2 separate regions of the Homo sapiens genome follow, and region 1 is linked to region 2. A link is a contact called in ENCODE Hi-C or POLR2A ChIA-PET data. All regions are on one chromosome and are shown on one strand. Each heading gives the region's core, a stretch centred on a gene start or an enhancer-like site at or near the end of the contact. The rest is flanking DNA. Distances are from core to core; before and after follow the strand shown. Region 1 overlaps TNKS1BP1 (tankyrase 1 binding protein 1). Region 2 overlaps LOC107984364 (a long non-coding RNA gene).

Region 1 (7,296 bases), core at 2,138-4,637, 62 kb after region 2:
GGATTTCTCTGGCTTGGGAGGTAACGTGAGGGGCTTTCCCAGTCCTGGGACCTTGCAGGATTTCGAACGCTGGACCGCGGACTCCTTCTGGCTCGACTTGCTCTCAGCCAGCTCTCCCTCCTCAGCTGAGCGATTCCGGGGGCGCAGCTTGGCCTGAGAAGCAAGTCCAGAAGCAGATAGATAGTAGAGGGACAGGCAGTAGGACTCTCAGGGGGTAAGACCTTATCTCAAGAGTGTGCAGTCCCCAGAATCAAGCAGAGACCCCTCTGCAGTCCTTTCACCCCAAAGGATGGGAAGTCACTTAGAGATGCACTTCCCGCAGAACTGAGCTATGCCTTGCACACCTTTCTGTCCTCAAAAACATATGGCAGGATTGAATTCAGACAAACTGGGTGGGACAAAGCCAGTGGTGACTTCCCACCCCTGTTCCCTCTGCCTGCAATGCCACCCCACCATCCCAGCTCCAGGAGCCAACTCCTGTGCCTGCCGCCGGCTAAGATCAAATACATACAAGAGGCCTTCTCCAATCCACCCTCCCTTCCCATCCCCCTCCACTCTGCTGTTAGGAAATAACTCCTCTCTCTCTGAACAGGCCCAGCCCTTATCTGTGCCTCTCCTCAGGGACACCTAAACTTCTTCTCTCATCCAGGCTAATTATGGGCATCATGTCTCCCACTGCCCCTGAGGTTCCAGAATAAGAACACATCTTGTTCTTCTTTCCATCCCATTTGGCACACAGCATAGGGCCCGGCGGGGCACAAAGGGATCTTCTGGAGCCCTCGATGGAGAGGAGAGTGAGAGGAGGAATGGGAGAGGGGGACAGGGGAATGAATTGATGGATGAAGAGAAGAAAGACAGCATGCAAGGTGGCCACCTGGCCAGATGGCTGGACATGTTTGCTTAATGATCAGATGGTACCTTCAGGGCTGAGGGGCTCAGGCCAGGAAAGAGGTTGACTTTCAGCCCCTTGGTGCCCAACGACATCCGTGTCCGGCGGCTCTGAGGTTCCTCCACTACCTCTTCATCTGAAGATGGCACCCGAGATGCCCGTGGCTCTGCAAAGGCCCGGGAAAGGGGCTCAGAAAAGGCAGCACACCCAGACTCCCCGAACCCATAACCCCTGCAAAAGCTTGGCCTAATGCCCTAGAGATCAAGAGACATCACCAAATAATACATCAGCCCTACCTGTAGAGTCCTGGAACAGGTGTGCATCCGAGTCTGCTGCCTCCGACAGGCCCAAGGTACCCCCAGGCCGAATGACCGGGGCCCGGTGCCCACGCTTGCGCCCCAAGTTGGCACGGCTCCGATACATGGCACTGTCGAGGATCTCGGTGTCCTGCTTGGGGCAATGGTGACACCACTGCCATTGCTGCCTCATCCCACGGGAGCCCCTCAACAGTAGCTGACCAGGAGCTGGACCCCTCCTGCAGCCGGAGCTTCACGTTCACGTGACGCACCTACAACCCGCTTTCTGCCTCCTGGACTGGGACTGCTCAGGGAAGCTCCAGGAATGGGGCTCTCGCTGCATCGCCCTCACCCACCCACTGTCATGGGCTCACCCTCCACTGACCTCAATGAAGGAGAAGTCCTGACTGGGGGATCTGGCAGGAGGGCCTTGGGAGGGTCGCCGAGAAGTCTGTGCTGGCCCCTGATCGCTCCACCTGGCTGCTGAAGAGCCCCAGGTGCCATCCACGTCTTCTGTCTGGCTGGCCTCACCATCAGGCTGCGGCCTCCAGGAGGGTGGAGAGTCCCTGCCAGGCTCCAGCACCTCCTCTTGGGCAGCACCTGCCCCGGCTCCTTCCTCCTCCAACAGGCCCCCAAGGCCCGAGGCCGCTGACTCCCTCCGAGCCACCGCCTTGGAGCTGCTGGCTGCCAGCATCTCCTCCAGCAGGCCCTGGGAGCCGGAGGGTGGGGGGCGGGCCGGGCACCTGCCAGGGCTGTAAAGGGGACAGAGAGAGAACGAGATCATCGTAAGGCCCCATCTCCCTGCCCTGAAGCCTACTTCACAAGCTCCTTCCCCCAGCCCCCAAACTCTCCCTTGCCCTCCTTCCCATGCTTTTTCCAGACTCCAAGGACACGGTCAGGGCCTTGAGCAACACAGCACACAGGTGAAGAGCTGAGCCAGTCTGGCAGGTTCAAATCCCTGAGACCTCGGGTGAGCCCCCTCCCCTGGAAACAGCTCAGGCTCCTCTAACTGCACGGAGTCGCTGCAAGGATGAAAGAAAAATCTAAAGCACTTAGCACAGTCCTGGTCAGCACGCACCGCAGAAGCAGCAGCCATTATTCCTGCTGCTGTTGCATGCTAGCAATGTGTTCCCTCCCAGGGCCACGTGCTCGGGCAGTCACACTCCTTGGGGTGAGCCAGGTACTGGCCCACCTGCCTCTCCGGACTCATGTTGTCTTCAGCCCCCACGTTATGCCTCTTCATTCCCCAGGCTCACAGAGCAACCAGGGACCATCAGAAGACACCCGGCCCTCACATGCTGCTGGCTTTGAACGAGCTGCTCCCTCTTCTGGAAAGCTCCCCGCACCACACCGTCCCTGGTGGTACTGTCCCCTTGGTTCAATTCTGCTTCCGAAGCTGCCCTGCCCCCTCCCAGCCACCATGGCCGCCTCAGCCCTACCAGCCCTGGGCTCCAATCCATGCCAGTTCCTGCTTCTTTCCTGTGGTTCTTTGTCCCCATAGCCTGTCGGTGAGCTCCTCAAGGGCAAAAACGGGGCCCTTTCTGCCTTTATGCCCCCAGCACCTGACCCAGAGCCTGGCTACGCGCCGGACTAAGCAAATGTTTGCCAAGCAAATGAGGGGCTGGGTCACCTTGGACCTCCATGCAGCATATGCATCTTCTGTCTGCTGCTTCCTCAAAACACAATACAGCTGGACATGGGGTGCAGGGCTCACGCCTGTAATTCCAGCTACTTGGGAGGCCAGGGCAGGGGGATCACGTGAGCCCAGGAGTTCAAGACCAGCCTGGGCAACATAGCAAGACCCCATCTAAAAACAAAATACAAACACGGCACAAGCACACCACACACTCTCTCACTAACTCATACTGCCCGCCCTGTCCAGCGGCCACTCCCCAAAATGACACATTCACATTCATCACCATCACACACACTCAGGCAGAGAGCTTGTGCGCTGTTTGTCACTCCCCCAGATGGACCTCGCACCCACCACATCTACAGGCACGGCACAGAGCCACACCTGACACAAACACACGCATCCCCGCATCCCCACACCCCCACCCCACACACACACACTCATACTACGCACAGAGGTGTGGGAAAGCCTGGCACGGCAGTGCCTGGAAGCCAGGCCCCAGGTTCCCACTGGGATTAAAGCAGGAGGAGAGTGGGGCAGGTGAGTCAATACCAAGCAGGAAGAGGGGGCAGGGAGAGAGAGCATGAGTGGTAGTCTGTCCTTCCACAAGCTGCTGACAGATGGAAATTAAAGTGGTCTGGGGAGAGACATTGGGGGAGGAGGCAGTGGCGGCAGCAGAAGTACAGCAAGGCAGCAGAATTGGGAGCAGCCCTGGCTGGGGGCCAAAGCCAGCTCACCCTGACAGCCAGCTTAAAATCAGGGAGAATTTGGAGGGAGGGGGTGGCAACAGCACCCCACCCAGACTACAGAGGCCAGGCCCAAAGCCTCTCCCTGGGGTGGGGCAAAAGAAGGCTAAGGGCAGGCCCCATGAGCTAAAGAGATGTGAAATGCCCTGGCTCACGCCTGTAATCCCAGCACTTTGGGAGGCCAAAACAGGCGGATCACCTGAGGTCAGGAGTTCCAGACCAGCCTGGACAACATGGTGAAACTCTGTTTCTACTAAAAATACAAAAATTAGCCAGGCATGGTGGCAGGCACCTGTAATCCCAGCTTCTTGGGGGAGACTGAGGCAGGAGAATCGCTTGAACCCGGGTGGTGGAGGTTGCAGTGAGCCAAGACCGCGCCACTGCACTCCAGCCCAGGCAACAAGAGCAAAACTCCGTCTCAAAAAAAAAAAAAAAAAAAAAAATCCACTCCTAAAGCGAGAGGTGGCCCAAGCCACTCAGGCAGAGGTCAGTGAGCTCTGGAGGTGGCCTTGAGGAGCAGAGAGTGGCGAGTGGGGAAAACCCAAGAAAGTGCAGCTACGTCCACCCCGCCGGACTAAACCCCACTCGCCCTTCACCCCATCTTAGAAGCAGCTTTCCTACCCCTAAGCACCCAGATCATGTATAAGCTGAGCCCCTCCCGGCATGGGAGCAGGAAAGAGGGGTAGTTAGGAACACAGGGACTGAGTCCTGCCACTCCAGGACACAGCTAGGCTCTGTCTCCTCCTATGCCTGTGGCTTTGACCACAAGTTATTTGTCCCACTCTGAACCTCAGTTTATCTGTAAAATGGGGATAATAAAAGTACATAAACTGTTCTAGTTTGTTGGCAGAAATATGTGCCTAACACATAGTTAGCACTTGACAAATACAACAAATTATTAGGATAGTCATTATCATCCTCAACACGGGTCCCTGGCCAGAGAGGATGTGCCTCATCTTGTCGCATCTACACCCTTCACCTGGTCTAAACTTTAGAGTACCCTGAGGACCAAGACGGTATCCCACCCCACCCTCCACCACTGCTCCAGAGGCAAACATGGCGCTGGAACTACAAAACGTGAATATCCCAGTGTTCTGAGACCTGAAATGAGGGAGGGGTGAAGCTGGAAAGATGTGTCTAGAGAAATAGCAGCTGACCTTGACCCCAGAGAGACAGGGAGGGTGCCCAGAGAAGACTGCACGGCTTGGGCCCAGGGAGACAAGAAGAACCCACAGCCACCAGCCGTGGGAACCGGTGCAAGTCACACTGCCTCTCTGGGTCTCAGTTTCCCTAGTTTTTGTGAGGAACAATTAACAAAACCCCATGAGTACTGGGAGTAAGTTACTCCCAACTTACAGACGAGGAATCGGAGGCCCGCAGAAGAGAACAAACTTGCCCAAGGTCACAGAGGTGGTGACAGAATCAGAACGCAAGCCTGGCAGATGGACCCAGAGCCAGACCCCTCTGAGCTATTCTCAAGGACTTCTCGTTACAAAGGGAACCTCCAAAATTTTCTTTAAAGAGAAAGTGCCCATAGTGGGCCAGGCATGGTGGCTCATGCCTGTAATCCCAGCACTTTGGGAGGCCGAGGTGGGTGGATCACCTGAGGTCTGTCTGGAGTTCAAGACCAGCCTGGCCAACATGGTGAAACCCCATCTCTGCTAAAAATACAAAAATTAGCCGGGCGTGGTGATGTGCGCCTGTATTCCCAGCTACTCAGGAGGCTGAGGCAGGAGAATCGCTTGAACCCAGAAGGCAGAGGTTGCAGTGAGCCAAGATCGCACCACTGCACTTCAGGCTGGGAGCCTGGGCGATAGACCAAGACTCCGTTTCAAAAAAAAAAAGAGAAAGTGCCCATAGTGTAGAATTTCCCTACATCAGAATTTCCCTGCTCAGAACACTAGGTTCTTGGACATTAGCCAAATTAGCTTGGAAAATACTGCATTACTTGTCTTTAAGGTACTAATATATGCTAATATACAGACTAAGTCTTCTGTACGGCCACAGAGTACCCAGCATTTTCCAAACATATTCACAGACTGGTATTCTTTAGGACACATTTTAGAAAAGGCTGCCCGAAAGCATAAAATTCAAACAAGCCCCTCGAACTCCTCTCTAAAGCAACTGTTTTCGTTCGGCTTTTTGAGGAGCCGTGCTTTCTGTTAGGAGCCACGCTTTCTGTTGCATACAATGAGGCTCACCTGTATGGCATCACGGCTAACCCCTGAACTCGGGTTAAAGTCAACACTGGCCAGATTACGGTAACACAACCACAAAAGCCTGGGTGTTTTAAAGACACAATGATGACACTATCCTCCTCTTCCCCTAACCTAGTCCCATCACAATCCCCGCCCCACCTCCCTCCATCCTAAACTAAGGGAACAAGATGATCACTTTCCACTTCTTAAGAGCCACCCCACACAGAACGGAAAGGCAGAGAGCTGTGGTGGTGGGGGGGGGGGTTGGGTGGGAGGGGGGCAGTGGTCCCACAGTGGCCACACCTGAAAGCAGTTAACATATACAAGTGAGAAAGAGGTACTCCTGACTCTTTGCCCTTAAGGGGTCACACCACCTTTCGACCCTCCAGCGGAGAGGATAAAAATCACTTTCCTGCTTCACAGAGCAGCTGTGAAGATCAATGAGGTAAGACGTGTGGTTAAGCATGGGGTGTGCAAAGTTCTATGAGTCCCAGGAAGAGAAATCAGGAACAACCACGCCAAGCCTGGACTCTCCCCTGCACCAAGAACATTAAAGCTGGAACTCTGCACTTCCTGAGTCAAACCCTGAGAAACTGAGGCTCAGAGCCCAGCAACCTGCCCAGGACCACAAGGGCCTCCCAACTCCTAGTCCTGCGCCCTCCCCTCGTCCCTGCAGTCCTCAATGCAGCCTCAGTGGTTCCCTGTGCTCCGTCACCACCCCGTCAACAGCCTGAGTCGTCAGGAAGCTCCACTTCCTCAAATCCCCCTGGGCATCTCACTGGGCCCATCTTCCTCTCTCCCTTCTCCTCCTCCATCCCAAATGCCTCTCCAGAGTCCCCAAGACCACCATGATATGCTCTAGCCCCTTCCTGCTCCTCTCCTCCCACCACCAACCCCTTCCACTTATAAAAGCCCCTGCCCCACACTTCCCTTGCCTTCCCCACATACCCAGTGAGAAGCTCCCACTGTGGGGCTGGAAAAGGTAACATTTTCTGCTCACTAAAGGGAATAAAAGCGAATCTCAATGGATGGAAATGTTAACAAAACGGATGCAATGCCTTTTTAGCACGTTTCTCAGCTGCAAAACCATCTCAGCTGGTTTTAAAACATCCATGAAACAGACTGTGCTTGCCTTGCAAAGCCTTTGGAAAGTTCTTTCAGCAAATTTGCACAGAGGCCAAGGTCATGGGGCCAGGTCCCCATACCCTTCAGGTTCTTGAACTTGCTATTCCAGGCTTCAAGACAGGACAGGCAAGAAGCACCAAGTACCTAACCTCTTTGAGAACCCGTGGGTTCCACTGTCCACTCCACTCCTGGCTGTGGTGGCCCCAGCCAAGAAGACACGGAATTCTCTGCCCTATACCTATGAAACCACCTGTGGCTTCAGGGCTGAGAGGCCTGGGGAACGGCTACTGTGTACAAGAGTAGAACCCATCAGAAACCATCCAAGCTATGACATGCACCATTTCCCCCGTCACAGTCACAATTCCAAATCACCAAGCTCAAACATGGGTTGCAAAAGTAACACATTAGT
Region 2 (7,188 bases), core at 1,078-3,577:
TCTGTACAGTGGGGGCTGGGACACCCAATAGGATCCAGAGCTGGGGCTCCATCCATCTCACAGTACACAGGGTAGGAATTGCTTGGGGCCTCTTGCTCCTGCATTTTTGGCTAATAGAAGTTCTGCGCAGATGGCAGAATGGTTTTCATTATATCCTGACATTCATTCATCATATCATGATTCATTCATCATATCCTGATATAATAGTTTCATTATATCCTGACATTATATCCTGGGTGGAAATAGCTAACCTTTGGCTACCTCAGACTTCTTCAGTGGTAAGCTATCTTTACCTATCAAAGGGGACCTTGGAGTTGTGCAGGGACCAGCTTGGCTCAGGTCAGGTCATAATAGATGGCCCTTTTACGAGTAAACATTACTGCTTGGGACATTCCAGGATAAAGACCAAGTTTGAGACGCCTAGTGATCCCAGTTCTCCCATGATTCTCCCAGAAAGATGCAGATGTCTGTGCCCTTTGCAGCTAGAAATACAGAGAGAAGGGAGCTAGCAAGCTTGAAGCGTCCCTGAAATCAGGTCCCTGTCTCCCTCCCCTCAGCTGTTCCCACTGGAATGCTGAGCCAGACAGGAGCCTGGAGACCCCTGTGGGAAAGGATATGGATCCATCGCTTTCATCTGCCGACCTCCAGGATGTCTGCCCTAGAGGGAGTAAAGAGCAGTTAATCTCACTAGAGTTACCAGACTCATTGAGAGGGGAGGGAATTGGGGGCCAGGGCTGGGAAGAGGCCACCGTTTGGGACCAGAGAGGGTAGAGTGCTGATAAGATCCGGCCTCCAACCAGGAGCCAGCTGTAGCCAGATGGCCTGAGTGCCCCCTGCAATGACAGCCTGAAGTGAGCAGAATTAGCCAGCTCACTCCTTATCCTGCCTGATCTGATCTGTCCCTGTTCCGCATTGCACCATTCCACACAGAAGAAAGACTGGAAAATAGGACCAGTAGCTGAAGATGAAACTTGTGTGTCCCGGGGCTCAGAAGTATATGGGTCCTGGGCCTCACAGACTAGACATATACAAGGCCTGGGACAGATATCTTCTTTTCATTTCTGCCCCCCACCCTACTTGGCACCTGGTAAAAGTCTGTTGAATTAAAGCAATAGAAACACACTCAGGAGAAGGGTGTAAGACTTGGATCTTCACCCCAGAGCTGCTCTACTGCATTAACAAGGCAACTTTTGCTAAAGTGATCCAGGAAATTCTACTCTGAGCTATCTGGCAAACCAATAGCTAAGGCAAGCCTGTTGGCCAGGGTGCCCAGAGCTGGCCTGCCCTGGAGAGGCCTGCACAGGTTTCCTGGGGAACTTCCCTCTCTCTCCTGGGTGATTTCTTCAGGGCATTGTGATGAGACCGAGATGAATGACACCTGGCAGAAAAGCACTCCAGACCTGCTAGTGCCCTTTGAGGAGAGCCCAGACTTCTGGGAGACCTCTGGAGTCAGTGGTTCAATATTCCTCACCCACCCCACCACCAGGTTTGTGCCTGGCCTAAAAAGCAGAGCCTGACTTGGCCTGTGCCCATGGACATGCTGACTATGTGTGCTTTGTGAATGCAAGTTTTCTGTGTGCCACGAGGTCACTTGGATGTGAAGTCTGTAGGTGCTTGTGAGCAGGCTGAACTTGTGTGTGCAGGGGGATATGAGTGTGCACTGGGTGCATGCATTCATGGATGTAGAATAGTGTGCTTGCTTGTGCATAGTGAGGTAGGATGTGCATTGGGTGCATGCATTCATGCATGTAGAACAGTGTGCTTGCTTGTGCATAGTGGGCTATGATGTGCATTGGGTTCATGCATTAACGTGTATAGAAGAGTATGCATGTTTGTGTGTTGTAGGCATGAGCGTGCACTGAATGCACACATTCACCCAAGGAATGTACATCAGGTGCGTAGAAGAGTGTGCTTGCTTGTGTGTAGTGGGATCAGAGATCTGAATAAACACACTGCTTGCAGTACAGGGACGGGTGCTTAATTGGATCTCTCTAAGAGTTTGGGATGAAGGGGGAAAGCTGAACCCCTCTGCTGGGACCTCACCCAGACCCTACCCAAAGCTGTGGGCTGGGGACATCAAAGTGGAAGTACTGCCTTTCTGTGCTCTTCCTGACTTCTCACCTCCTCCCTCCTAGCTCTCTGCTCCAGCCCCCTCACTTCACAGGTCTGCTTTGAACTCCACAGCTTGGGAACTCACCCAGGGCAACAGGGCCTTTTTCTCTCCTTCCCGAGAGGCAGCCACAGCTGTGTCCCTAACAGCTGGTGGTGTTATCTGAGGGAAAGGGGAAGGGAGGGCAGGGACACAGGAGGGATATAACTTGACTGCCCAGCCCACACTGAGGAATTTCACCTCTCCTTTCTCTAGCACACAACACCCCCAACCCCCACCCTAGGCACGCGCGCGTGCGCGCGCGCACGCGCACACACACACACACACACACACACACACACACACGCCCGACTTTAGCAGCTTATCTGACCAAAAACAAATGGTCAGCCGCTTTCTGATAATTAAAACAGAAACCCCCTCAGCAACTCTCTCCACCCCCAACCCCACCATTTGGTGCTATTTCAAACTCTAAGGCCATACTGCAAACTCCCAAAACTCCCTGGTCTCTGGGGACAGCAAGAAAACTCACCCACTGGCCTGGTTCTAGCTTTCTGTGATTCTGGGAATTACGGCTATGGCTTCCAAATATGGTTGGAGAAGTGGGTTTCTTGCCAAAAAGATCAAAAGTGGGAGACAAACTGACCCTCTTGTTCTAATCCCATCCTAATTCATTCACTCAGAAAATATTGAGCAACTACTGGCCGGGCACGGTGGCTCACGCCTGTAATCCCAGCACTTTGGGAGGCCTAGGTGGGTGGATCACCTGAGGTACGGAGTTCGAGACCAGCTTGGCCAACATGGGGAAACTCCGTCTCTACTAAAAATACAAATATCAGCCGGACATGGTCGCGGGCGCCTGTAATCCCAGCTACCTGGGAGGCTGAATAAGGAGAACCACTGGAACCTAGGAGGCAGACGTTGTAGTGAGCCGAGATCGCGCCACTGCACTCCTGCCTGGGCAACAAGAGCGAGACTCCATCTCAAAAAAAAAAAAAATTTGAGCAACTACTATGTGCCAGGCTCTATTTGAGGCACTTGCCATACAGTGTGAGCAATTCAAACTATGCCCTCGGTTTCCTGCACTTTCATTCTAGAGGTGGAAGAGAGACAAAACGATGAAAGTTAGATAAATGCAGTGAACTCAGGTAATGATAAGCACTACAAGGAAAGATAAACTGGAGAGTGATGCAGCGAGTAAATGGAAACTGGCATTTTCAGATAGTATAGATCGGGGAGGTTTCTTAGGAGTCACTGATATCTTACCTGAACTCCAATAACTAGCTTGCTTTGTACCCTGGGCAAGGCTTTTGCCCCTCTCTGTGGGGCAGTTTCCCTATCTGTACATGAGGACATTGGGCCAGCCGGGTTTAGCTTTCTGTGATTCTGGGAATTATGGCTATGGCTTCCAGATGTGATTGGAGAAGTGGGTTTCTTGCCAAAAAGATCAAAAGTGGGAGACAAACTGACCCTCTTGTTGATGAATGGCAAGATCACATGAGAATCCATTCTCCCCACTACAGCACCAAGCCCACTTTGACGGGCTATTTGTTAGACTGTGAGAATCAGGGGTCTGGAAGCCTTTCCTTATCTCCCACCCACCTCCTGTCACCCTTTTACCTACCATTACCCACCCATCCCCCCATTACTTGGCACAGCGCCCCATACATAGTGCCCTCTAATATATGCACTGGAATTGTAGGACCCCCATTTCTATAACCTCTGGAGTAATCAGAACTTTCTTAGGGGCTGGGCCTGGTGGCTCACCCCTGTAACCCAGCACTTTGGGAGGCCGAGGCAGGTGGATCACCTGAGATCAGGAGTTCGATACCAGCCTGGCTAACATGGTGAAACTCTGTCTCTACTAAAAATACAAAAAATTAGCTGGGCGTGGTGGTGGGCACCTGTAATCCCAGCTACTCAGGAGGCTAAGACAGGAGAATTTGCTACGAGCCAAGATCACAGCATTGCACTCCAGCCTGGGCAACAAGAGTAAAACTCTGTCTCAAAAAAAAAAGAAAAGAAAAGAAAAGAAAGAAAGAACTTTCTTAGGACAATCTGGATGGGGCACTGGGTTCCCATGACTTAGAACAGGAAAGATGCCTAAAATTTTATTAGCCCATTGATTCCCACGCTGACATCAGAGACCCTTGATGATAGAAATGGGGAGAGAGGCAGTAGCTTGGGCCAGCATCAGCATTTCATGAAATCTTGTGGAAATGGCACATTCTTCTCACCCTATCATAAGACAACCCTCTTTAAATGTCAAGCACCAGCACCGCGAGCTTAGACTTTAATAAATTAGTGTGGGGACTCTGGTTACTCCATGCTGCTCATCATGCCTTTGATGAATAAAAACTGAGCAGATGAATTCATTACGATTTCATAAACAAGGTGGGTTAGATCAACAGACTCCTTCCTTAAAAAGGATTCACTGTGGGGAGAACAGGAAAGCAAGCGAGACAGTCTTTGATGCCGAAAGGTTGTGGCTGCGATCTGCTCCACACACTTGACCTTACCCATGGGGAAAGCAAGGGAGGGAGAGCCAAAGGGTTTTGTCCAGGTGTCCCTATGCCACCCTGTCTTCTCCTCCCACCCCCAAAGGTTAGGTGCAGAGGAAGTCTTTGTTTGGCTGAGAGGAGGGACTTGGGCAGGAGGCCGTGAAGACAGGAAGTACAGCAGAGGCAGGAAGGAGGTCAGGAAGAGGCTGACAGGACCAGGCCGGCTCACACCCAGCCCTGCCAGCCTTCAGGAGAGCAACATGGTGTTTCTAAAAATATTTACAGTGAGTCTACATTAATGAGATATATATCAGCACTGACAATGGGAGGATGCTGGGCCAGGCCCTCCAGGGTAGAAGACCAACGCAATTAGCCCAGAGGCTGCACAAAGGCAAGGCCAGCCTTGTGGGAAGGCCTTGTGGGAAGTCTTGGGGAAGGCCAGCCTTGCACAGCTAAAGGAAGAAATCAAGCCTTCCACCCTGGGGCCCAAACAGGCAATGGAGACCACAGTGCCCCAGAAACCTCCCCCGGGGAACAGAAAACATCCCAGATTCCTGGACCTGCAACGAGCATCTTCAACCTGCATCCCTGACCCCAATTCAGTGCAGAAATCTCCTCTACCACACCCACTCTGAGGACCATCCAGGGGTCTCTTGAATACCCCTGTTGACCAGACACTCAATCCTGCCTCCAGCAGCCCATTCCCATTCCAGTCTTGGCATCCCTACCCATTCAACCTTCAGGAGAGGAGAGTGGTTCAGAACATAGAGGCTGGAGTCAGGTAGCCACTTACAAGTCACTTTGCCATGGAGCACCAAGGAGTGTGATCATTTCAAGTCTTGGTTTTCTCATCTGTAAAATGGGAGTCATTAGAATATCTACTGCCCCAGGGCTGGTATAAGGTTTCAGCAAGGTAAAGGAGACAGCATGCAAAGAATGCCATGTGGACAGAAAGACACAGGCTAAGGTGCAAAGATGCAAAAGGAAGAATTTAAGGCTGGGTGTGGTGGCTCACGCCTGTAATCCCAGCATTTGGGAGGCCAAGGCGGGCAGATCACAAGGTCAGGAGTTCAAGACTAGCCTGGCCAAGATGGTGAAACCCCACCTCTACTAAAAATACAAAAATTAGATGGGTGTGGTGGCGGGCGCCTGTAATCCCAGCTACTTTGGAGGCTGAGGCAGAGAATTGCTTAAACCTGGGAGGCAGAGGTTGCAGTGAGCCGAGATCGCACCACTTCAACCAGCCTGTGCAACAAAGTGAGACTCCATCTCAAAAAAAAAAGAAGAAGAAAAGAAAAGAAAGAAAGAATTTAAAATGTCCTAGGACTAAAGTGACATAAGGCTAAGAAAATTAGCAAATGCCATTTTGCTGCTGAAGAGCTAACACTGCACTGTGCAGTGGGCGAGCCACTTGCCATGTGTGGCTATGGAGGGCTGGAAATGTGGCCAGGCAGATGGTGGGACACTGCAGGTGTAGAACACACACTGGGTTTCAAAGACTTAGTATGAAAAAAGAACGTAATATATCTCATTAGTAATTTTTTTCTATTGATTGCATGTCAAAATGATAACATTTGGATATATTAAAGTAAGTACATTGTTAAAATGAAGTCTACTTCTTTTGTTTCTTTTACTTTTTTTTTTTTTTTTTTTTTTTTTTGTGAGACAGAGTCTTGCTCTGTCACCCAGGCTGGAGTGCAGTGGCGGGATTTCAGCTCATTGCAACCTCCGTCTCCCAGGTTCAAGTGATTCTCCCGCCTCAGCCTCCCGAGTAGCTAAGATTACAGGTATGTGCCATCATGCCTGGAAAATTTTTGTATTTTTGGTAGAGACAGGGTTTTGCCATATTGACCAGGCTGGTCTCAAAATCCTGACATCAAGTGATATGCCCACATCGGCCTCCCAAAGTGCTGGGATTACAGGAGTGAGCCTCCATGCCCAGCCTCGTTTACTTTTTTAATGTGTCTACTAGGAAAATTAAAATCACATATGTAACTTCTGTTATAGTCCTATTGGATAGTGCTGAGCTGAAGGATCATATCTAAGCCTTAGGATGCTCACTCTGGAGGCATCTTTGAGGATGGGTTAGAATGGGTTAGGCTCGTTAGGAAACAGGTGCAGTTTTTCAGACCAAAGGCCCATATTAAGGAGAAGACTCCAATTCCAATTTTCCAACTACAGGTAGTTTGTCACCAACAAACAAAAAATAATAATAATAATAGTAATGGCTCTTACTTATTAAGTGCTTACTCCATGTCAGCAGGCACTGTTCTAGTGAAGGACCATGATTTTAAAAAGTGAACTCTGAAAGCAAAAATGCCTGGTTTTAAATCCTGGTTCTGCTAGTATACGAAGCCTCAGTTTCATCAACCTTAAAATAGGGGTAACCGTATATAGCATTGTCAGAACTACGAGATACTAGGCTTAGATACCAGACTTAGGTAGTCATCTCTTACTATTACTCCCATAGTAACAGGTAGTGTATTGCATCCTAATAGGTAAAGTTTATTACCAGGCACTGTATAAGCACACTCAAATGCTTTTTCCCAATGTAAGTTTTAATGCCATCTTTTACATTAT

Evidence for each region. A loop is a pair of places that touch in the nucleus more often than their neighbours do. ChIA-PET counts read pairs that join two places held with the same protein, here RNA polymerase II (POLR2A). Pooled maps may share reads with other maps.
Region 1: a loop to region 2 is called in a map of pancreas, with 3 times the contacts of the local background. The contact joins two enhancer-like sites. A Hi-C loop is called at or near these places in 4 of 168 maps with a recorded cell type or tissue (IMR-90, endothelial cell of umbilical vein, mammary epithelial cell and 1 more) and 4 of 50 pooled maps. POLR2A ChIA-PET finds 5 or more read pairs at or near these places in 10 of 52 experiments (A673, AG04449, AG04450 and 7 more).

What each region holds. Positions count from the first base shown.
Region 1 is chr11:57,300,889-57,308,184 of GRCh38, forward strand. It overlaps TNKS1BP1 (tankyrase 1 binding protein 1), which reads right to left. Exons shown (of 12, transcript NM_033396.3): 7 at 1,571-1,937; 8 at 1,186-1,336; 9 at 919-1,055; 10 at 1-153. Among named protein-coding and RNA genes, the nearest start is that of TNKS1BP1, 20 kb to the right of the region's middle. RefSeq lists enhancers at 1-230, 2,149-2,686, 2,687-3,222, 3,223-3,759. Within about 2 kb of position 3,388, at least 7 of the 41 ENCODE cell types and tissues checked have a DNase peak (open chromatin) inside an H3K27ac peak, as active enhancers do.
Region 2 is chr11:57,240,209-57,247,396 of GRCh38, forward strand. LOC107984364 (a long non-coding RNA gene) reads right to left here. Exons shown (of 3, transcript XR_001748067.3): 3 at 7,146-7,188. Among named protein-coding and RNA genes, the nearest start is that of APLNR, 6.6 kb to the left of the region's middle. RefSeq lists enhancers at 358-1,124, 2,147-2,441. Within about 2 kb of position 2,328, at least 3 of the 41 ENCODE cell types and tissues checked have a DNase peak (open chromatin) inside an H3K27ac peak, as active enhancers do.